Regions from separate parts of the Homo sapiens genome. Here region 2 is linked to region 1. The links are chromatin loops, found by intact Hi-C in ENCODE. Cell type or tissue: CD14-positive monocyte. All regions are shown on one strand. Links, peaks and the distances in the headings refer to the core of each region. The heading gives the core; the rest is flanking DNA. Region 1 overlaps LINC00499 (long intergenic non-protein coding RNA 499). Region 2 holds the start of LINC00499 (long intergenic non-protein coding RNA 499).

The links. A loop is a pair of places that touch in the nucleus more often than their neighbours do. Peaks named below come from ENCODE experiments on the same cell type or tissue, not always from the same donor. Only the 100,000 strongest peaks of a DNase experiment are listed, where the experiment ranks them.
Region 2: a loop joins it to region 1, with 5 times the contacts of the local background. A loop is called at or near these places in 2 of 110 quality-filtered maps.

Annotation. Positions count from the first base shown.
Region 1 is chr4:138,402,739-138,411,082 of GRCh38, forward strand. All of the region lies in intron 2 of LINC00499 (long intergenic non-protein coding RNA 499), which reads left to right. Among named protein-coding and RNA genes, the nearest start is that of LINC00498, 94 kb to the left of the region's middle. RefSeq lists an enhancer at 2,882-2,941. In CD14-positive monocyte, for the core only: no CTCF peak of the experiment used is centred there; DNase peaks (open chromatin) are centred at 2,823, 3,093, 3,603 and 4,253; H3K4me3 peaks cover 903 bases; H3K27ac peaks cover 2,484 bases.
Region 2 is chr4:138,304,258-138,312,601 of GRCh38, forward strand. LINC00498 (long intergenic non-protein coding RNA 498) reads right to left here. Exons shown (of 7, transcript NR_198994.1): 1 at 8,037-8,344. It overlaps LINC00499 (long intergenic non-protein coding RNA 499), which reads left to right and starts at 5,454. Exons shown (of 3, transcript NR_051987.1): 1 at 5,454-5,590. In CD14-positive monocyte, for the core only: no CTCF peak of the experiment used is centred there; DNase peaks (open chromatin) are centred at 984 and 3,274; H3K27ac peaks cover 3,626 bases.

The sequences.
Region 1 (8,344 bases), core at 97-8,096:
ACACAGAACCAAACCATATCATACAAGAACCCAAAGGTAAAAACAGTAAAATCATTCTCTACTAATATTATGTTACCTTAGAATCCACAAAATCCCACTTTTTCATACATTTAAAGGGTTATGAAGAAAGAGTTTTAAATCACAGAAATGAATATTAAAACTTGTTTCAGTTGACTTGTAAATAACAGTAAACTACTTTATTATGGAGGTTGTGAATGTTCTCTAACAGAATTTCAGGCCAGGCATGGTGGCTCACACCTATAATCTCAGCACTTTGGGAGGCTGAGGTGGGCAGATCACTTGAGGCCAGGAGTTCAAGACCAGCCTGGCCAACATGGTGAAATTTCATCTCTACTAAAAATACAAAAACCAGCTGGGCATGGTGGCACGTGCCTGTAATCCCAGCTACTTGGGAGCCTGAGGCAGGAGAATCGCTTGAACCTGACAGGTGGAGGCTGCAGTGAGCCGAGATCGCATCACTGCACTCCAGCCTGGGCAACAGAGCAAGACCCTGTCACAAAAAATAAAAATAAAAAAGAATTTGAGAAAGTACTCATTATAAAATGATGTTGAAAATATAAAGCAAACAAAGTGAAAAACTCAATGGCTCTCCTAATTCCTAAGAAGAGAATTACCATATGGATAAGCAGTCAAGTGGGAAAAGATGACTATTTTCTGAGACCAGAGAGAAGCTCTCTAAGTCCCTCTTGTGTTAAGTCTGTCCTACTGTTGAGAATGTGTTTATGGGGTAGAAATTATTTCCCCATCTCTAATATTCTTTTACCATGCACTCAACAACCTAAGGATATGGTCTTAGGTTGTAGAGATCTTTGAAAGTTACTTTTCTGTGTCACTACAAGCATGCAGGCCGAAGACCAGGGTTGTTCTATACTAGGAGCACCCTCCATCAGAACTTTCTGAAATGTTAGAAATGCGCCATAACTGTACTGTCCAATATGTCAGCCATTACCCTCATGTAATCAAATGTAGCTACCATGACTGAAGAACCAAATTTTTTATTTTATTTTTATTTTATTTTAGCTATTTTAAACTTAAAAAGCTACATGGGTCTAGTGGCTCCGTCATTGGATAGAACAGCTGCAAAAGCAAACATAAAGCTTGTGGGCTGATAATCAACTAGATCTACTAAAAACATGTGTCAGTCTGCACCATAAAGAATAAACTATTCCTCTTTGAAGCATCTATGTTAGTTCTATCACCGCCATTGTTTCGGTTCTTTAATATCATCTGCTGTGGATCTCTAAAAACTGGGAAATTGAAAGCCAGGGTAGAAAATCTTATCAATTAAATCAGCACATTCCAGGTGACAGAAAATATTGGGAACTTGTTCACTTATCCACAGATCACAGGTGTGAAACTTACGTCATGTAGTGCATTGTGCGGCCCTCTTCATACATGTGGCAAACTACCCCATCAGCAACTATGAATAACAAGAGTTTTTATTTGGCTTAAAGAAAGAAATATAAACTTGACTTAATGAGAGTACTCTGACCAATGGAGGAGTTCTTTTAAGAATCAACTGTTTTTACCTCCCAGATAGACAGTCCAAGAAGAAACAGACTTAGTTACATAAAGGAAAATAAAGATCAGATGCAAAGAGTTTCTTTCCAACTTCAATATTAGGCAATGAAATGGGTTCCCAAAGGGTGACTTCAGAATCTCTAACACAGGACATTGTCATACAAGCCATCTGGTTTAGCTTACTGGTGTCATCCACTACATGCTATTTCTAGAATTGGGTATTTTATTTTAGCTGAATATGTTTGGTTGAGTATCTTACATAAAGGTCTTGCTATATTTTTTTCCAGACTTTGGACTCCCACATAGTCTAGTGTGTATGCATAATTATTTCCTTAAAAGTATAAGTTCAGAGTTAAGGTTAATAAGACCTCATATATGTTGGTACTAAGGTTGTTATTTAGTTGTAAAGTGTAGCAATGTGATTGGCACTGTATTGAGGTGCAAAAGATACAGTTCTTAACCTAAGGGCATAATCCAAAATCTAGCCAAGTGAAAGATAAAGATATGATTATAATTTTATTATTCAACACTTCTATTTGTAGAAAAACTCTAGGAAAAAAAGTTTTTAGAAGCATTATTGAGCAGTATGAAATAATATGGATTTCAACTTTTAAAAATTAGGGGTAAGAGAAAAGAAATAAGAAGGAAACAAGTTGACATATTGGGCAAGAATTTAGAGAGAGTAATAAGCTTGGTATGTGTTTATTAGCAGTAGACAATAAGTTTGGAGGATTAATTATTAACTGTAATGCAGAGAATAAAATCCTGCTATGGGCTGTATTTATTAAGCGCAGTTTTGACAAGCAATAATTATGTAAGCACAACATTCCCTTTCATAATTAGTTGGGTTTTTTTTAAGCTTTCACCATTCACAATTTGCCCCCAAAATGTTAACCATAATACAATACCACAGATGCAAAACATTCAGGGGGTCTTCGTGCACATTTTCAGCCTTCTGCAAACACACTCTGCCCTCAGGAATCAGTGAATCTTTGAGACAAGCTCTCCCCTATACCATTGCCCACCTGCACCCCAGGCCACAAACAAAATGGAAGATACAAAACGAGGTGATGCAGGATGGTAAGAAAGAGAGCTTTGGGTAGTGACCAAAGAGAAAGTAGATCTGAGAGACTGCAGGTGATGAAAGAATTAAAAATCCGAGACAAAGAAAGAGCTAGGAGGGTCAAAACTTCAGGAGCCCTGCTTTCCTGTCTCCAGTCCTTGATCTGGCTGAAACTGTGCAGAAGTGAAAGCAAGGGCCTGTGACAGGTGACTCTCTCACAGTTCTTTCTGCAAGAGACCATCTGACTCCTGCCACCAGTGTGACAAAGACCACATGGAGGTCTGGGCTGAAAATCAGATCACCAGCCTCTAGCAGGTAAGGCTGCTACTATTAGATTTGCCCTAAGACTGCTGGATATATTTTATGACAGGTACCATTGGGTAACTCATTGGTTAGGAATGTGGGTTCTGGAGTCAGACTGCCTGAGTTTAAGCTTCAACCCACTGCCTGGCTGTGTGACCTTAGGTAAGTTAATTACACTGCCCAGGCCTCAGTTCCCCTAACTATGAATAGGACACAGTGACACTGACCTTGTGAGTACTAAAGGAAATTGTGTTCAGGAAAATGTTAGAGTAGTGGCTAGTTTGCTATAAACACTCAACAAATATTATATTACTCATTGTTATTTGTAACTTTCTGACTCTCTTGGAATAGTTTAACTGTATTTTCCATAACAAACAAAATTACTGATATTTAATGGCTGCTGAACTGACAGACATGATGGTTTTAGTGGTTGGTAAATCTCATTAAACAGGTTTCTAATAGCCAACTGGTATTTAATGAGCATATTGATGGTCTTACTGTCTTTAAATTAAACCCTATTTCAACCATTTAATTTCTGTTTATAACATACTTCCATCCTTTTAAAAGAAGCATATAAAGCTTCTCTTGAAAAGAAAAATGTCCATTCACTTTTTTCTTCCCTGTTTTATTGACTGCCTAAATTCTTAGTAGCATTTGGGCAGACACTTCGTGCTGTTCAAGCCTATTGAGTCATGTGCTGTTGTGAAATTATTGTCTACCTAACCACAAATGCAATATGCTGGTATAACTTCCTCTTTTAAACAGTTTTTGATTGTCAGACAATCCTAAACATATTCTCTTTTCACTTGACAATGCAATTTTATCTATATGCCCTTCTTTCTTATTTTCCTTTTTGTCTTTGCCCCTTGCAGATGACTTCAATTCCATCATTACTATTCCTGTCTACTTGCAATATCAATATTATTTATCATTGTGTTGATGTGTGCTTTCTTCTATCCCATACATCCTATCAGTATAAACTCTTTCATTATATTGATTAACCAACTCAGTTTATGGCAGTGTTTCTTTATCTGTCATCAATTGATTATCACACATTCATCAGGCACTGGATAGAATTCATAGGATATGCCACAAAGTGAGAAGGGGGATCATTTGCTTCAGAGAAGACACATTTACTGATCATACTGCAAAGAGCAAGCTGACCCCTGCTTGAGATCTTACAGAGAACTACAGAAAATTCACAAAAGCCCCCACAAAAGAGTCTGCTGTGACCATCTGTCAAGTTGTCAGCTGTAAACAACTGCCAAAATGCTAGATCACCTCACAAGGAGCTGTGAAGTAACATCTTTGCTGCCTTTCTTACTTCTTCCTTCCTGGCACCAATCCTTGAAGAGCCAGAAAACTCTGCCGGTGAATTGGAGAAGGAGTAGAAGTAGTATTAGACTAGGTAATAAATCTCTTCCACCCCTACTTCAACTTCTGGCTTCCCACTCACAGCAGACTCAAGCTGCCAGAAAGGAAAAAAACTTCAACTTTAACACAAGATCAAAGTTTTTACAAACACATGCTTCTGACAGTTAAATTACTAAACTGGGGCAGTTTTCTGTGACCTGAAGTAACAAGAAAACTGTATTACTCAACAGTGACCAGAAACATCATGGAATCTGCCTAACTTTTCACAAAGAAATGAAAAGGCTAAACTTACAAACTACATTTAAAAGGATAGAGGGAGAGAACATTTAAGCTACTTCTTGACTATATTCCACAAGTCATCTCTGTTCAATATATCAGCTGTTTCTTGGAAGAGAAAATGGTGATATCAGGGTACACGATGGCTTCCTCAAGAAGAAGCTGTCATGCCCAGGCCAAACTCAATGACAGCCCTTGAATTCATGGAAATTATCCCAGGCAGAACACACATCCTTGTCATCACTGTCAAGGATTACTGATTACACTATCGCATTTCATCTGCACCTACGGACATAAGAAAGCATCAAACTACAAGTCTTTTCATGTCCCCAAGCTGCTAAAAAGGAATCATCTAAAATGCCTCTTCCTGGCCTCCCAGGAAGGTGTTGTAGAGATTCTCATGAAGAATTATTATTATCTCTTTTAAATAATAGCTCGGCATTAACAGAAAATTTTCTCTGTATTATTGCCATCACTTAAAGACAGAACTTATGACACCACAAATGACCCAGAGAAAAGGTAGTTCTAAATCAATGCAAAATAACAAAAGGATAAAAAGCATATCCCCAGAGACACACCAGGAGATGCACACTGTGTTGCATTTATTAAAATGCAGGTGTAAGCATAAGGCATAAAATGACAATATTAAACCAAGAGTTTAAATTATGTAGAATATTTTATAAGATTATAGCTTTAATTTCCTTTGGGGAAACTAAGGTGGAAAATAGTAGTTTCGTGAGACTGTTCACTGTTGATTTGAAAGCCATCTGGCTAATCCGTAGCATTTATTTTTTTAATGAATAAATGAAAATCAAAAGAAGGATGCAATATTATTCAAGAAAAAGATTTGTGCTTTGAAAGTTTTAAAATAATATTGCAACTCCAAAATTACATGTAAATCCCTCAAAATAGACCAAGTAGGCACGTTCTCCCAATCTAATGTCTATTTAACTCCATTGAAACAGGTGATCTATTTCTTAATATTGCCTATGTATGGGCAAGAAATGTGGGTATTTGCTCTGTTTTGTTTTAAATAGAAACTTCTAATTGTATTTTCTTTCTCTGGGAATCACACCTCCAAAGTGGTACACTGTAGGAAATAGGACAATCCTAGGGGCCATGGGCCTTCGTGAGAGGTATAAGTCTTGCTCCATCCCATTTCAGATGTGCAAGATGTTTACTCTGACACGGCCTATGTATCTTTAAGAAGCTCAAATAATACTAATTCAATGCCATTCCTAAGTTATCAAGAGGATCCAACAAGTCAGTGAGCATACAACTGTAAAGACAAAGTAATCTAAAATGGAGATTATTTTATTCTTTTTGTTATAGTGTTTCAATGAGGAATTATATTTCAGTAAAGAACAAGGAAAGTAATAGAAAAAAGAAAGAAAGTATAATGCTATAAATAAGGACCACATATTTCTCCATGCCCTGTTTACCCTAATATGTAAATATAGAGGGCTACAAAGAACAAATAACAATTCAAAGAAATAAAGGGGCCATTTAATATTGAATCACAAAGGCCTCTGACAAACCCCAAATCCACCCTCCTGAAGCAAATCACCACTTTCCAAGACATGGGATAACCTATTGAGTTTCTCTAGCTCTTCAAAGTTCTTTCTTCTTTTGCCTTGTTGTGACCACTTCTCCAAAAGAGGGACTGAAAGCTTACTATCAAGTAACTTTGAATGTCCACATTTTATTCTCCCTCTTCCTTGTGACTTGCTCGACTAAAGGGAGATTTTGTTTCCTCCATTCCAATTCTGCATCAAAATAAAACTGCTGTGTTTCATCACTTCCATGTTTGAAGCATTTGCCTTGATCATTTGGGTAAGCGTAAATTTTTCACCTGCAATTTGATCATTCTTATTTCCTTAGCAGTAATTTTACAGTTTTGGAAGTCCTATCAGAAAACTAAAATTGTTCTGAAAAAAATTGCCTTAACTTTATCTTCCAAATTTTAAAAACAATAGGGGCACATCGTGGAATATGTTAAAAAGTGTAATTTTTAAAAAGCAGAAAAATAATTTTGGGGTTTTTTTGTTGCTGGTTTATTCTTGTTCTTTAAAATAGTCAAATTTGTATTGCATATACATTTGTTATCCTACTTTTTACTTACTATCATGTCATTCACATTTTCATGTCAAAAATTATTTGTAACAAAGTTTAATGCTAGTTATAGTTGATTATTCAGATATAATGCCTAATTTTACAATAGTGAAATTTCAATTGCTTTGTATTGGTTTATAATAAATGCTAGCTAGTTTGCTATGGAAGCTTGGATCTACTCATAATTTGTTTTTTTAAGCATCAGAAATAGTTTTGAATTCAAGCAAATGTCTTTGTAGCACTAATTGAGATATTCAACAATTTTTCTCTGTTACCTGTTAAAACATGAGTTGTTACCTTCATTTTCCTCCTTTTCTTTTTTATTTTAAAGTGCTGCAGTTGGGAAATGTGGTCAGAAACATGTCTTACCTTTTAGAATGATCTGAGATTGTCTTTGGGAGTATCTTGTTTATAAATATGCACTTTCAGTGGTATTTTGAAGCTTTGACAATGGAGAAAGAAGCTTGAGGTTATTTTTCTTAAACTTATAAGGTCACTTGCAAGTCTCTCTGTTTTCACTTTCATTGTTTATCTACAGAATAAAAGGTATAACTATGACCAAGAAGTGAATCGGTTCAATGTGGAAAGCCAGATGGCATGCCACTGTTTTCTCCTTCGTTTCCTAAGGAACACTTTTAAGAAACCGTGGACAGTGACCAACCATCCCCATTTGTACCGGACTGAAGAGTTCCCTAGGATATAGGACTTTAGGTGCTAACACTAGGAGGGTTCCAGGCAAACTAGGATGTTTGGTCACCCCTGAACAATTTTCCAGAGTGAAGTTTATTCAACATCAAACTCTCAGTACTTAAATCCAACTAAGTGAACCAGTTCCTGCTGAAGAGATTCACATTTACAATCCCCTTTCTGTGACAGGGAGTCTTCACAACTGAATCAATTGAATAATCAGAATAATGATGGACATTGAACTTACTCATCTTAGTGATGATGTTCTAAAAACATGTGTGAAGGGTGCATGTACCAGTTATAATATGCCATAACTAGGTGACCTGGCCACCAGTCCTTCTCATTCTCTGTCCCCTCCACTGCCCCTGGCTTCTTGCCCACACTGCTCCAGTCACTCTGGCTTCCTGCAGCTCAAGTGTTTCTGCTTGCAGTTCCCCCTGCCTCTGTCCTTACTCTTCTGCCAAATATCATGTAGTTTGCTCCTTCATTCAAGTCTTGGCACAAATCTCACCTTATCAGGGAGGACCTCCCTGACAACCCATTATAAAATAACACCTTTACTCTCTATCCCTTTACCTTTTATTTTATTTATTTACTTATTTATTTATTTATTTATTTATTTTGAGATGGAGTATTGCTGTGTCGCCCAGGCTGGAGTGCAGTGGCGCCATCTTGGCTCACTGCAACCCCTGCCTCCCGGGTTCAAGCGATTCTCCTGCCTCAGCCTCTCGAGTAGCTGGGATTACAGGCGCCTGCCACCACGCCCGGCTAATTTTTTGTATTTTAGTAGAGACAGGGTTTCACCGTGTTGCCCAGGCTGGTCTCAAAGTCCTGAGCTCAGGCAATCTACTCGCTTCGGCTTCCCAAAGTGCTGAGATTACAGGCATAAGCCACCGCACCCGGCCCCACCATTTTATTTTTTTTTTTATCACAGTTACAAACCCCTGACATGTATTTATGTATTTGTTTAGCGTTTGTTTCCACCCC
Region 2 (8,344 bases), core at 133-8,132, 98 kb before region 1:
GGGGGAAAAAAGCTTAGATTTATTTTAAAGCATTAGTTCATGCCCATAAAGTGAGATTTTTACTAACGTGCTATGTCACATTATCTCAAGCTTATGTAAAATATGACCACATTCTATGTCTCTGTGACTATGTAAATAGTGACTATGTGAATGCTTGTAAAAATAAGGCTTATATTCCATATATGTCACTGTGTGAAATGTTTTTGAAATTTAATCCATTAGCTCATTTGGACCATGGTGTTAATTCAAAGTCATATGCTTGATATTCATGTAAGTTTTCTAGTTTTGCAAGAGAAAACATTGTTGCTAAAATTCTTATCCTCCTCTAGGTTGGTTTCATATATATACACACACACACACACACACACACACACATATACACACATAGACATATATGTATATATACCTAAACACGTACATATTTGTACAACATATGTATATTTGTGGGCATATAAAGATTGTGGATAGATGGGGAGAATTTATCACCACCCTTATGAAAACAACTCAAGGTACATTACCTTCAAAAAGAGGGTCAACATCATGATTTATATATTCCTCCTCAACAGTCATCATTTGTTTGCAAAGAAAGTGGTTATCTGAGAATACCCATTCTACTTTTTTTCTGATATTGGTGAATATGAATTTGATTAGAAATGCTACTTTTAATATGTTTGCTTAGAGTCCTGTTACAGTTGTGACAGATACTTTTACTTTTCAGTAAATTCTTTTTTAAAAAAATTTTTCCTTCACTCTGAAATGTTTTATACTTGTTATTTCCAAATTTATGGCTATGTAGATTGCTTTCAGCTTAGTGATCTGAAATAAGATGTATTACAAAAATGTATTTCCATTTCTGCGTCATCAAAGAGAGAAAATGGAGAAAAACAGAAAGTTCATTTTTTTCTCCAAATTTTGTGTCTATGATTAATGAGCTGCTGACTTTGTGGAGAAGGATTCCCCTCTCCACAAGGGTTTCAAAGCATTGTTTGTGCATCCAAAAAGCAGAAGCTCACTCTGAATCCAAAGTTTCAGCTGTTTGAACTCAATGCAACTCATAGTGTGTTGAGGAACAGTAACTAGAAAAAAGAGAAATTAAGCTAACCATTTCTCTCTCCTTTTCACTTGTCAGACTACATCTGTTTAGCCTTGACATTAAATTTCAAATGGGGTATTGCTACATTAAAATGCCAGTGGTCAAAACCCAACGGGAAACAAAGTGTTGTAAAAGATAGCTGAAGAATCTGTAGATGTATTCATTTGCTAGGGCCGCCATAACTAAGTTCCATCACAAACCGGCTCGCTTAAACAACAGAAATGTTTTTTCTCACAGTTCTGGAGGCTAGCTATCTGAAATCAAGATGTTGACAAGATTGGTTCCTTCTGAAGGCTGTGAGGGGAGGGTCTTTTGTCTGTTCCAGGCCTGTCTCCTAGGCTTGTAGATGGTGTCCTCCCTGCAATTTCATATCACCTTCCCTATATGCATGTTTCTGTGTTGAAATTCACCCTTTTTATAAGGAAATTTGTCACGCAGGATTAAATTCCACCTTATAACCTTACTTGAGCTTGATTACCTCCGTAAACACCCTATCACCAAGTAAGGTCACATTCTAAGGTACTCAGGTGTGAAGTCTTCAACACATAAATTTTTAGGGGAAACAATTCAGTCCATAACATTGTCTTATTCCATTCAGTCTAACATAACAAAATATCACAGACTGGGTGTTTTATTCCTCACACTCCTGGAGTCTTAAAAGACCAAGACCAAAGTGCCACTAGATCTGGTGTCTGGCGAGGGTCCTCTTCATAGATGGCTGTCTTTTCACTGTGTCCTCACATGGCAGAAGAAACAAGATACTTCTCTGGGGTCTCTTTTATAAAGGCACTAATTCCATTCATGTAGAAATGTTTTACAGGGTATATAATAACGATTTTCAAATTTCTGAAAGACTGTGCTGAAAAAGAGGGATGAGATTTTTCTGGGCTGCTCTAAAAGACAAAACTAAAATGAATATATAAAATTAGGGAAGTAAAAACTGTCATTAATATAAACAATACATTATTTGAGAACTTGTATATTTCGTAAGAAAGGCTTTGGATTTTGCAGTCATTGAGACAATAATATAAAATCACATCACCAATAATTGCTAGCAGATGAGGACTTATGTTTTTGCCTTCTCTCAGTCTTGGCTATTCCCTTTTAGTAAAATGGGGGTAATAACAGTTTTCATATGATTGCTGTGAAAGCTATATGAGATTATGTATATTTGACATCTAGCACTGTGCTCAGCCCAGATTACAACCTTAGAGAAGATTATTAATATTACTATTACTATTTTGAGTTTTCTAATTATTCTGAAGTAAAGAGACTATTTCAAAGAATTAAAATACTGGGTAGAGGGCCACTTTTCACAGATATTACAGCAATTCTTAAATTGTTTGGAGGTCAAATAAAGGATTTTTAAAAGTGACTTATACATTAATATTTTATGGTTCTAGAAGTAGATGAGAAGCTGAAAGTAGATTGAGTAGCCTAGGTTTTATATCTTCCCCAAACCCCCACCCCCACTAGACAAAAACTAGAGTTTCTATTGCTTACTTTGGTTGTATCATTCCTCAACTACTTAATTTCATAACTTGTAGCAATATTTCCCGTCATTGTTTGATTAATGTTCAAAAATGCCTGTACAAACACCAACATCAATTTTAATATAATCTTCAATGTCAAATATTATCACAAAAACAGCACTGAATATTCAACTGTTGCAGCTCCTTGAAACTGAATGAATGCCCCTAAATACAAATCTGTTGTGGGTTTATTGGAATAAGTACAAATTAATCTCTTCCTCATAAAAGGAAATACAGAGGATCCATCATCCATCCATTCGTTAATTCCTAAGTCATCAAGGTACACCCTGTTGTGTGTCCTGAGACTGCTAGGCATTGGGAATACAAATACTTAGCAGTCTCAGGGCACACAACACGGTATACATCAGGGAAAGTGCCATCTTGCAGGAGTTTTCAGTTTAGTGGAGAAAACATCCAGGTAGACATTTGTTTATTAAAGTGTTACTGCAGGTGATACGGTTTGGCTGTGTCCCCACCCAAGTCTCATCTCAAATTGTAATCCCCATGTGTTGGAGGAAGGACCTGGTGGGAGGTGATTGGATCACAAGGGCGGACTTCCCCCTTGCTATTCTCATGTTAGTAAGTGAGTTCTCGGGAAATACGGTTGTTTGAAAGTGTGTGGCACTTCCACATTTGCTCTCTCTCTCCTGCTCTGCCGTGGTAAGACGGACTTACTTCCTCTTTGCCTTCTGCCATGATTTTAAGTTTCCCGAGGCCTCTTAGTCATGCTTCTTGTTAAGCCTGTGGAACTGAGTCGATTAAGCCTCTTTTCTTCATAAATTACCCAGTCTCAGGTAGTTCTTTACAGCAGTGTAAAAATGTACTAGTACAGCAGGTTACTAAAATGGGCACTTAGCCACAACTTTGATGGTCAGGAAGGGCTTGGCACAAGAAGTGTTGCTAAGCTTAGACTACATGGTTAGTAGTTCACAGGTAAAAAGGAGGAGGAAAGAGTGCTCTGGAAAATAGAAAACTATATGTGAATGTTCAAGAAAGAATATGCATCAAAGAAGGAATTAACCTGGAGTGAGAAGGAACACGATGTGGTGGAAAACTGCATGAGCCCAGAGTCAGGAGACCTTCTGTAGCCATTAAGTAGTGATGCCCATTTCCCATCCGTGAATGCAGGATGCACTGTATAACGCTAAGAATGCTAGCCAGCTTTAGTGTTCATATATTATTTAAGATCTCTTATGCAAATTTTTAAAATGATCACACTCTTATAATGAGATATGAAAAATAGATTGGGGATGACTAGATGTTGAGCTGCTAAAAGCCAAATCTATTTTTTTCTCATCTTTGCAATAACTCAAAGTGCCTAGCATGGTGAAATTATGTAAAATTGAACCAAGATATGCTTCTCTATACAGAAGGAATTTAACATGGAGTCACTCCACAAGTACTGGTTTTTCCAATGGAGAAATGAATAAGAATGGACTCGTTCTGTTAAGAGGAAAGCTCAATCTCCCATGGTGCAGAATGAAGCTGTCTGTGAAGTGCTCTGCAGAGTACTCAAACCGGAAGCCAGATCACGGAGGCCTGGCGTACCTGCAGCAGTGGCTCTCAAACTATTTTACCCCAAAATAAACTTGGTGATTTGTTTAGAATACAAGTTCCCTTGTTTTAGCTTCCTACAGTCTAATTGTGTTGCCCCAGGCAGAAGCGCATGAGTCAGATGTACACTCAAGTTTCATTGCCAGAACCACCAAGTCCTTGCCCCTGACGTTGGGTCTTTCCTGTGTTTTCAACCTTTCGTCTCACTTTAAACCCTACCTCAATCCTTGCTTCAACCACGTGGAAGTGGCTCAAACATACCAGTTTATTCATGCCTCCATGCCTTTGTTATCAGCCCTCCCTCTATTTTAAAATGCTCTTGCCCTTAAAATGCAGTGTTCTGTTTCCCAGGTAACTGCCCACACATATTTCAAGACTCATCTATTTTAAATTTCTTCTCTGCCTTTCTTGTTTAGACTTGACCGCTCACTCCTTAGTGTCTTTACTTTAACCCTGACCTGTGATGTAACCTATAAAACATTTCTCCACTTATTTTTTATACATTTCTTTCTTCTCTATTACAGTATTTGATACGATAAGCACTTAATAAATGTTTGCTAAATGGATAAATGCATGAATGTATGAATGAATGAGATACATTCTAAAACAGTGCCTAAAGCATGGATTCTGCAGTTAGACTGCCTGGTTTCAAATCCTTTCTCTATCACTTACCAGGTGTATGAATTTAGGAAAGTTACTTTAAGCCTCTGTCTCAGTTTCTCAATTATAAATGGGAATGATAATATAGTATCTGCCTCATGTAGCTGTTAAGAGGTTTTAAATAAACTAATATTTGTAAAGCTGTAAAGCACTTAAAAGAATGTCTGGAACATAGTGTTATCAGCGTTTATAAAATAAACGAATATACTACAGCAAAGATGATGAATGTTTAAATTTATATCTAGAAACAGAGATTGAGAGCAGAGACAAATCCACAAGACGTAAGAAGAAAAAAGTGATGGGCTTGATGATTGAGGAAGAAAAAGGACTGGAATGAAGTCTTGGGATTCCAATGGTCACTGGAAGGGGTCGGCAAGCTTCTTCCATTAATTCATTGCCTTTAATTATTTGATCATAGGAAAGGAGAGTCTGGCCTTGTGGAAAAACACACAATCAGTTTCATTAGAAAAGAGAGAGTCAGATGTTTTTAAAACAGCAACAACAATATGCCCTGAATAGTAGAGAAACAAAAGAGCGATTGATCTACAAAGGCAAGACCCAGATTGAGACCACAGTGAACCCTGCAAAACAGAGGAGCCCCTGGGTGGGAGGGGATATAACTGGAACTCTGGGAATGTAACGGGCATGGTGTGCTTGTCTGATGGACAGGGCAGCTTAGGGGAATAAGTCTCTGCAGCGTTGTAGTGAAGAGAGAATACGGGACAACTGCAGGACCACAGCTCAGCCAAGAGTAAGCATAAATTTAAACATATTTCTTGATTTCTCTAAAGTCTCTCTTTTCTGTTAAATACAAATAATAATGCATGCTTCATTCAGCAAGTTATTGTGAGGACTAAATGAGACAGTATTGAAGTTACTATGTAACAGTAAATAAGGTACAGATAATCCTCAGTACAAGCACGATAGTGTGGGACTGCAAAGATGATTGCGCAAAGCAATCTTAATAATCAATGAGAAAACTAATGATTGGGCCTTGGCCTTTAAAAAGTTTTGCCAAAACATCAAAATCTTTCTTGCTGTCATTGACAAAGGTACAAGCAAATAAAAATAGTAAAACTAATACCTAGTACAATATAACTTAAAACATGAGAAATGTTTAAAACTGAAGTTACTTTTCATAAAAACTTATCAAAAGTAGTTTAAACCATGCTTGCCTCCTTGTCATGTAACTAACAATGTGGAGCACCATCTTTCTTTACGCACTGGCGAATTATCATACGCTTTTCTAAGTTCGGATCGGCTTCCCGCATTGTATTCTTCGTTCTTTCAGTGTCTTGAAACACCTCCAAGAGTTTTTTCTAACGTGAAAATTTTCTGCCAGCACTACTTCCTCTAGGACATCTTCATTCTGTTCATCACAACTACCTTTCTCATTTATGTTAAGTTCTCTTTTAGTAAATTTCTGTGGCCTCATACCTAGAAACTGAAATGACAGCAATGTCAATATTCCATAGTCAGCTGTCTTCTTATCGGATCTAATTTCACATCCAGCATTATTGCTTTTCATTTCTTGGCTGCACTTTCGTCTGTTGCACAATTCCTTCTTTTAATCATCCGTTTTGTAAAATGTCATGTGAGTTTATCATGGGAAGACATGGAGGCAACACAATTACATGCTTTGCTGGGTGGTAACTGAGTAACAGATGTGCAGTAGCCATACTGAGGTGATCCGTCACTCATCATGATGTGCATCTGATATTTATGTAGTGATTTCTGAACTGAAGTGCTATCAGTGAGGTTAGAACTTCATGAAATTGCAGTTAATATACCATAGTTAATGAAACGTGAACCATGCTATTGAGGGACTGGTGTTATTTAACTAAATCATGGTAACTGAAATGGATACATATGAATTAGCAAATTGAGAGCTGCCAGTATTTTTAATTTCACCCTTTCAATGTTCTTAATTTCTTTTTAATCAGTAAGACTTATGATTTTATGCACAGCATTGTGATGAGGATCCCCAGGTTTTGATGGTTAAGCTGCAATTTGAGTAAGAGGTTCAAAATTAGGCTTAGTTCCTAACCCCACTCTCTGCGTGATCCTCTTTCCCACACCATTCCAAACATGTCAGTGTGGCACACACCCAGGCTGAGAACCACTGCTCTAAAGCCTTCCACATAATTGAAAGTTTAGTCACTCTAGCTTTGAATTTTTCTGCTTAAAAAAAAATTAAGCTGTTAATTTAGAATTTTTGTGTCTTTGCTTTTAATTATTTCTTCTTATTTTGTTTTTGCTTATTTCATTTCCATTTGCTCATTTCATTGTAAAGAAATGGCTCTGAGAGAAATTTAAATTACCTTTGACTTTTCAGGGTATGCCCCTAGATCTCACTTCACCCCTTTTCCCTCTTTTCATCTCAAGAAACAAAATTAAGAATAAAAGTAAGGGGAGATAGTGTGAGTGAGAAAGAACAGAAATCTAGCCCCATGTAAATTAAAATGTTAAAAATAAAAAAAATCACATATTTTAAAAGGATTTTTCCATTAAACGTAGGAATTAAATAAGAATTTATGTTAGAGAACTAGGTTTGGGTAGACAAAAGCTTTCACGAAAATGTTTATTTTAGGTTTTTTTTTAATATCAAGTATTGTGAATATTTTAAATACGAAATAATAGGGAAATGGCAGAAAAAATATACTAACTAGGTGGAGTATTGCATAAATTTAGTGAATGTAAATGTTAGTTTTAAATACATTGTAGCAAGAAGAAAAAATGCAAAAGACACAATGTGAAGTGAAAAAAGTGGGAAACAGAATACTTTCCATGTAAGACAACAATGCAAGGGAGTTGATGCTTCTGCCCCTTTCCTCACAGCAGGAATGTCATTGCTCTCTCCCTCCCAGCCCTTCTCCCTCCCAGCACAAGCAACAAGATGATGCTTGGCCAATTCCTTAGAGTTACTGCTCAGAAGAAACACTGCAATGAGAAATAGTAACTGGCATGGCAAGGTCCTGTTATCTTCAGGTTCCTGCTATTAATAGAATCAAAATAGTAGACAAAACCCATCCTGATTCTTAACATAAGTTTAATAGTATGCTCCACTCTGAATTTCTAAGCCTACCCCCAACCACATCCCAAATGGTGTACCACTGTGGCCCACTGCCAGAAATAATATAATAATATTCCTCACAGCGGATCAGAGTTATACCCAGAGGAATAGAAGGTCGATCTACCTGGAATTCCTTCTCCTCTTGTTGTGGAGCAGGTTTATTGTGTGCGGGTCACCAACTTGTCTGAGTCCAGTGAGAGAAAACACCTGTGCATACAACAAGCTGCATGAAGAGACTTTTTACTACTTACAGATAGGCAGCAAGACAACAGAAGCCCGTGACACATTGTAAGCCAGTCTGCAAGGCTCAAGAAATTTGCCCAGGATAGATGGAGTGTCCTCCATGCATACCCCACTTGTATCAGCTGAGGGACCCCAGAAAGCCTCTCAACCTTGGTTTTATGCTGTGGGGCAATGAGATTTGCTGGGCTA